2 separate regions of the Homo sapiens genome follow, and region 2 is linked to region 1. Evidence: read pairs that join two places in POLR2A ChIA-PET (ENCODE). Cell type or tissue: HepG2. All regions are shown on one strand. Links, peaks and the distances in the headings refer to the core of each region. The heading gives the core; the rest is flanking DNA.

The links. ChIA-PET counts read pairs that join two places held together with the same protein. Peaks named below come from ENCODE experiments on the same cell type or tissue, not always from the same donor. Only the 100,000 strongest peaks of a DNase experiment are listed, where the experiment ranks them.
Region 2: POLR2A ChIA-PET joins it to region 1 with 16 read pairs; 25 of 35 experiments call an interaction of 5 or more read pairs at or near these places.

The regions. Positions count from the first base shown.
Region 1 is chr17:75,392,255-75,395,158 of GRCh38, reverse strand. GRB2 (growth factor receptor bound protein 2) reads left to right here. Exons shown (of 6, transcript NM_002086.5): 2 at 1,394-1,608. The coding sequence starts at 1,531. It overlaps LOC124904060 (a long non-coding RNA gene), which reads right to left and starts at 1,096. Exons shown (of 2, transcript XR_007065909.1): 1 at 728-1,096; 2 at 1-344. RefSeq lists enhancers at 225-1,133, 1,076-1,175. In HepG2, for the core only: no CTCF peak of the experiment used is centred there; a DNase peak (open chromatin) is centred at 1,188; H3K4me3 peaks cover 2,500 bases; H3K27me3 peaks cover 301 bases.
Region 2 is chr17:75,307,491-75,310,394 of GRCh38, reverse strand. No RefSeq gene overlaps it. Among named protein-coding and RNA genes, the nearest start is that of SLC25A19, 20 kb to the right of the region's middle. In HepG2, for the core only: no CTCF peak of the experiment used is centred there; a DNase peak (open chromatin) is centred at 1,194; H3K4me3 peaks cover 1,456 bases.

The sequences.
Region 1 (2,904 bases), core at 91-2,590:
GTCCATTTGCAGCTATGCTTGATTAGTGCCCCAATTGTCAACTTTAGAACAAAGGAATAATAATCACTTGTGCCCCTCAAATGAGCTGCTGGGTTGTAATTATCCAAGAAAGGTGTCACTATAAATAATCTGTCCCAGTTCTGTTGTTTTCTGCTTTTGTTTAGCAAGTATGAAAACAGTGACCGAGCTAACCAGAACGGGGCTTTATTTTTATTTAGTTATCCACAGATCTAGGTTGTGTCCTATATTCATGGCTGGAGACGCTTCACTACACCGTTCATTGTACTACTGCCAGTTCCTCATCGTCTGATACAGTATCTCAGGGTTCTCACAGAATCTTTTACCTGCAAAATGCAGTTTGCATCAGTTTTATACTCTGCTTGCTCTAAGAAGCTGTGCACAGGGTGACTGTGAGAGAGACTTCTCTTTGACCTTCTGCGGGCACCATCTCCCTGCACTTTCTTTCCCAAACAAGATACTTGGCAGCTCAGATTCTGAAAAAGGGATTCCTTTCAAGTGTAGATTAGGACTTCAGCTCTGCTCCTTAGGTTAGTTAGAAATAATGTGGAGCTATTTCTGGAGTGCTGAGCCTTGGTCATTTATTTCATTCCTGGTGGGGACCCCAGAGTCTTGGGGATCTGCCGGGGAAAGGGAGCCTTATGCAAGAGCGTCATCCCCACCATTTCCACTGGTACACAGCTTGGAGCTGTGATCTTTCTCTGGTTACCTGAGCTTGCCGATCACAACATGGAAGTGCAGGGGGAAAGCCGCCGGTGCTTGTAGCAGTAAATGGATTGAAAAAGCAGTTCCTACATTTACTTTCTCCTGCTCTCCTGGGAGCAGATCATGGTTTAGTTTCGAGAAGAGTGCAGCAGCTCGAGACCAAAGAGTTTTGCTTTGCTTGCTCTTGACTGTGCAGTAGGGAAGCCAGCATTCTCAGAAGACCAGAAAGGATGGCGGTGGGGAAGGGAGGGAGACAGGCCTGTTTAACCGAGAAGAGACAGGTGCCATCCCCAGGGTGAGGCCTTCCTTTCAGTGGACCGTATTTGGTGCTGGAGAAGAGCCTGTGAGGAGTAAAGGAGGAAAGGCGGAGACTGAGTGGGACTCCAGCCGGTTCCTGCACGCAGTGCACACCCAGCGGGAAGGAAGAGGAAGTGTGTTCAGGAATAGCTCAGGCAGCTGTGCCATTGGCCGGCAGGCCTGTCAGTCGCCTGGGGGCCGAGGCTGAAAAGAGGAAGAAGTCGGCGGGGGGGGGCTGTTGCCTGGAAGGGAGGGAGGAGGGCTGAGCCAGGCCGAGCCAGGGGGCGTGGGGGCTGGGACAGCAGGCCGATTGGCAGGGCGGGGTTGCCTTCAATCCTGGCCACTGCTCTTAATCGTCCCTCTCCTGCTTCAGGGTGGCATTGTGTGTCCCAGAGTGCCGGAGCGAGTCCCAGAAGAGAGGCGAGGCTAAGCCCAGAGCGCTGGGTTGCTTCAGCAGGGAAGACTCCCTTCCCCCTGCTTCAGGCTGCTGAGCACTGAGCAGCGCTCAGAATGGAAGCCATCGCCAAATATGACTTCAAAGCTACTGCAGACGACGAGCTGAGCTTCAAAAGGGGGGACATCCTCAAGGTAAGTGCTGATGCCGAGCACAATGCTGAGATCGCTCTCCCTGTGCTCACCCACCTTCTTTCGCCCTGATTACACACAAAGAAGCTGTGTTTTTCATTGTACACTTTTAACATTTACCATCATATTTGTTCTGGAGAGCTTTAGATGCTGAGTAGAATATTAAATATGACTTAAGTGAGTTGGTGTGATGTGTGGTGTTTAACTGCCTTTGTGTGAATGCCTCATTTGTCTGTTGATACTGGTAATATTTCAAGTAAAGTCAAAGTAATGTGATTGTAGAAAGGAAGTATATGAGTAGATTGATTTGCCCTGTAGAGTTTTATTTTAAAAATAGCATTTTTTAAAAAGACCCAGACCTGAAGTATTTATGTAAAAGCATTCAGTTAGTCTTACTTTGTATAGCCAAAGGATTTTGCGTTCTGGAATATGATTTTGGTAGGTTAGAAATTAATTTTCCCAGTTTAGAGAGGTTGTTAGAAGTACATACCAAAACTCATTAAAGAACTTCAGTGTATTTTTATTCTTTGTGAAAAAACAAATGGAGTTCTAAATAATAAGGTGCAACCTGCTATTGTACAAGTCAGATTTCGACTTTCTTAAAAGAAACTTGAGGAGCAATTACCCCATATTAAACTCTAATTGCACGAAAAGAAACCTGCTGACAGTTTAAAAATCAGCTTCTATACCATGTGCAGCTTATTTTGAGCCCCACTATTTATGTGAGGATTCGCTCTCCCCCAGCACATGTTAATTATGTTGTTTACCCAATTGACTGTAGCAGTTTGCTCTTTTGGATGTGTAATTTATTTTAACGAGGATGAGTGTTATCAAAGAGTATGTTAACTTTAAAGGAGGAAAGGCTGAAGCTTCATGTTTGAGTGTTCCCTGTGTCTCAAGTTTTGACATTTTTCCTTCTGAGCCTTAGACTGATTGTTGGAATTTGCTACCTCATTTGTTTACTACCCCTGAATGAAATTCTTAGAATTTTATGAAGAGAAAGCAAGTGGAGATGTAGAAATATGGTTCTTTATAAAAGGACGTGCAGTCTTTTTACTTTTAAGTTATGTGGACTTATTGATAGTCTTTATTTTGCCCTCATTGCCCAAGGCGTAGAGTTCTACTCTGAAGTTAACTGCCCAGTAATTTCTTAATGTTAGAAATGTAGGTTGAGCCTCATAGAAGATGATGCTGCAGAGCCCTTTAAAGAGAAGAAAACTTTGTGTCTGTGTGTTCATTTCAAAGCTGTGTTTGTGACACCACACTTTTCGAGGGTATTCTCAAAGTCAACACTAAATT
Region 2 (2,904 bases), core at 105-2,604, 85 kb after region 1:
ATTATTCAATGTTTTTTAGTATTCACAGTTATGCAATCATCACCACAATCCATTTTATTTTATGTTTTTTAGTAGAGACAGGGTCTCACTATGTTGCTCAGGCTGGTCTCAAACTCCTGTCCTCAAGCGACCCTCCCACCTTGGCCTCCCAAAGTGCTGGGATTACAGACATGATCCACTGTGCCAGCCACCACAATCCATTTTAGAACACTGTCATACCCCAAAAGAAACCATATACCCCAGCCTGGGCAACATGGCAAAACCTTGCCCCTACAAGAAATAACAAAAATTAGCCAGCTGTGTAATCCCAGCACTTTGGGAGGCCGAGGTGGGTGGATCACCAGAGGTCAGGAGTTTGAGACTAGCCGGGCCAATATGGTGAAACCTTGTCTCTACTAAAAATACAAAAATTAGCCAGGCGTGGTTGCGTGTGCCTGTAGTCCCAGCTACTCAGGAGGCTGAGGCAGGAGAATCACTTGAACCCGGGAGGCGGAGGTTGCAGTGAGCCAAGATCACACCATTGCACTCCAGCCTGGGCAACAGAGTGAGACTCCGTCTAAAAAAAATAAAGAAACTGCTGATGTTGTCCCAGTGAAGGGAGTGGCAGAGGGCCAAGGGCGTTGAGCTGTATTTAGGAGGAGCTGGGAAGACCTGGGGTGGAGGGAAAGGCAGGTCCAGATGGCTGCAGGGCAGTGGGGGGATCTGTGGCTTTTGTTTGTTGAGATGGGGAACTAGGGGAAGAGGGGCAGGGTGGGGTGAAGCAGAGAGAAAGGCTGGAGGGTTGGATTTGAGGTGCCTGAGGACAATCATCTAGAAAGCAGCAGGGTGTGTTCACCTGGAGCTCAGGAGACAGATCTGACAGGAGATCGAGATCCAGGTGTTGTCAGTGTGGAGGTGGCCCTGAAACCATGGCCACGGGTGAGGCCTCACATACTCCAGTCCCCATAAGGAAGCACAGCCCTGAGGGCTGGGCGAGGGGAAGGCAGGAAGCACACAGGAGAGAGGCCAGAGCGGCAGGAGGTGAGCCAAGAGTCCACAGCACCAGGGACGCCACAGGGCTCCAGGGACAGGGCTGCAGGGAAATGCTCCCTGGTACCATCCTGGTCCCGGCCCTTCGTCCCCCTCTCCCCACTGCCACAAAACCTCCTCCTGTCTCTCCACCCTGCCTCTTTCCCCAGCCTGTCCAAAGAGGGCAAAGTCCAGGCTCCTGCCCCTCAGGAGCAGTGTGATGTAGGACAAAGAGCATGAGATCGCAGGCCTGAGGCCAGGGCCTTTATTCCTCGCTGTGTGACCAGGGCCCCCTTTTTCTCCTTTTTTCTTCCTTTTTTTTTTTTTTTTTTTTTTTGAAACAGAGCAAGACTCTATCGCCCAAGCTGGAGTGCAGTGATGCAATCCCAGCTCACTGCAACCTCCGCCTCCCGGGTTCAAGCGATTCTCCCACCTCAGCTTCCCGAGTTAGGATTACAGGCACGTTCCACCATGTCTGGCTGGTTGTTTGTATTTTTAATAGAAACGGGGTTTCGCTGTGTTGCCCAGGCTGATCTTGAACTCTTGGCCTCAAGTGATCCACCCACCTCAGCCTCCCAAATTGCTGGGATTACTGGCGTGAGCCATGGCGCCTGGCCACGACCAGGGCCCTTAACCTCTCACCCCCATTCCTTCATCTGTTTAAAAATCAAACCAAGGAAAATGTCCCTAGGTTGCTCTGAGGATCCAACGTGATTATGTACACGGGTGTTTTGCAACTGCAACGATTAAGTACATCGTGACAGGTGCTGATTAGGATCTTGGCATTCAAGATCTCATACAGTCTGCACCTGGTCCAATTCTCCAAGCCTTTGGCCAACCAAATCCCTTCTGAGTCTTTGCCTTTGGTCAGCATCTACCTTTCTCCCAGATCACAGGCAAAACCTCAGCTCACTGCAACCTCCACCTCCTGGGCTCAACCAATCCTACCACGTCAGCCTCCCAAGTAGCTGGGACCACAGACACACACCACCATGTCCGGCTAAATTTTTGTATTTTTAGTAGTGATAGGGTTTCACCATGTTGCCCAGGCTGGTCTCCAACTCCTGAGCTCAATCGATCCCCCTGCACTGGCCCTCCAAAGTGCTGGGATTACAGGCGTGAGCCGCTGTGCCTGGCCTGTTTAAATCTTTGATCCATTTAAAGGTATCCTGATATCGGTGTGAGAGATGGATTCAGCTCTCCTTTTTTCCAGATGGCTATACGCTTGTCCAGATAGTATTTACTCACAGGCCACCTCTGCCCCAGCCGCTGTCCTCTCCTCTCTAACTAACCTTCAGCTCCTCCTCTCTGCTCTCTGCTTATCCCCAGCCTGTCATAAGAACTAGATCTACAGACCCCACATCTCCTGAGAACCCCTTCCTGATCAGCTCCCAGGGGGCTCTTGCTCCCCTGCAGTCTCGAAATCCCAACTGCCTGCCCCCTTCCTCCATCCTCCCTTCCTCCATCCTCCCTTCCTCCATCCTCCTGCGGGCACAGTGGCTCAATTCTGTAATCCCAGCACTTTGGGAGGCCTAGGTGGGTGGATCACTTGAGGTCAGTTTAAGACCAGCCTATTCAACATGGTAAAACCCCGTCTCTACTAAAAACACAAAAATTGGCCGGGCGCAGTGGTTCACACCTGTAATCCCAGCACTTTGGGAGGCCGAGGCAGGCGGATCACTTGAGGTCAGGAGTTCGAGACCAGCCTGGCCAACATGGTGAAACCACGTCTCTACTAAAAATACAAAAATTAGCCAGGCATGGTGGCAGGTGCCTGTAATCCCAGCTACTTGGGAGGCTGAGGCAGGAGAATTGCTTGAAGCTGGGAGGCGGAGGTTGCAGTGAGCCAAGATTGCACCATTGCACTCCAGTCTGGGTGACAGAGAGAGACTGCCT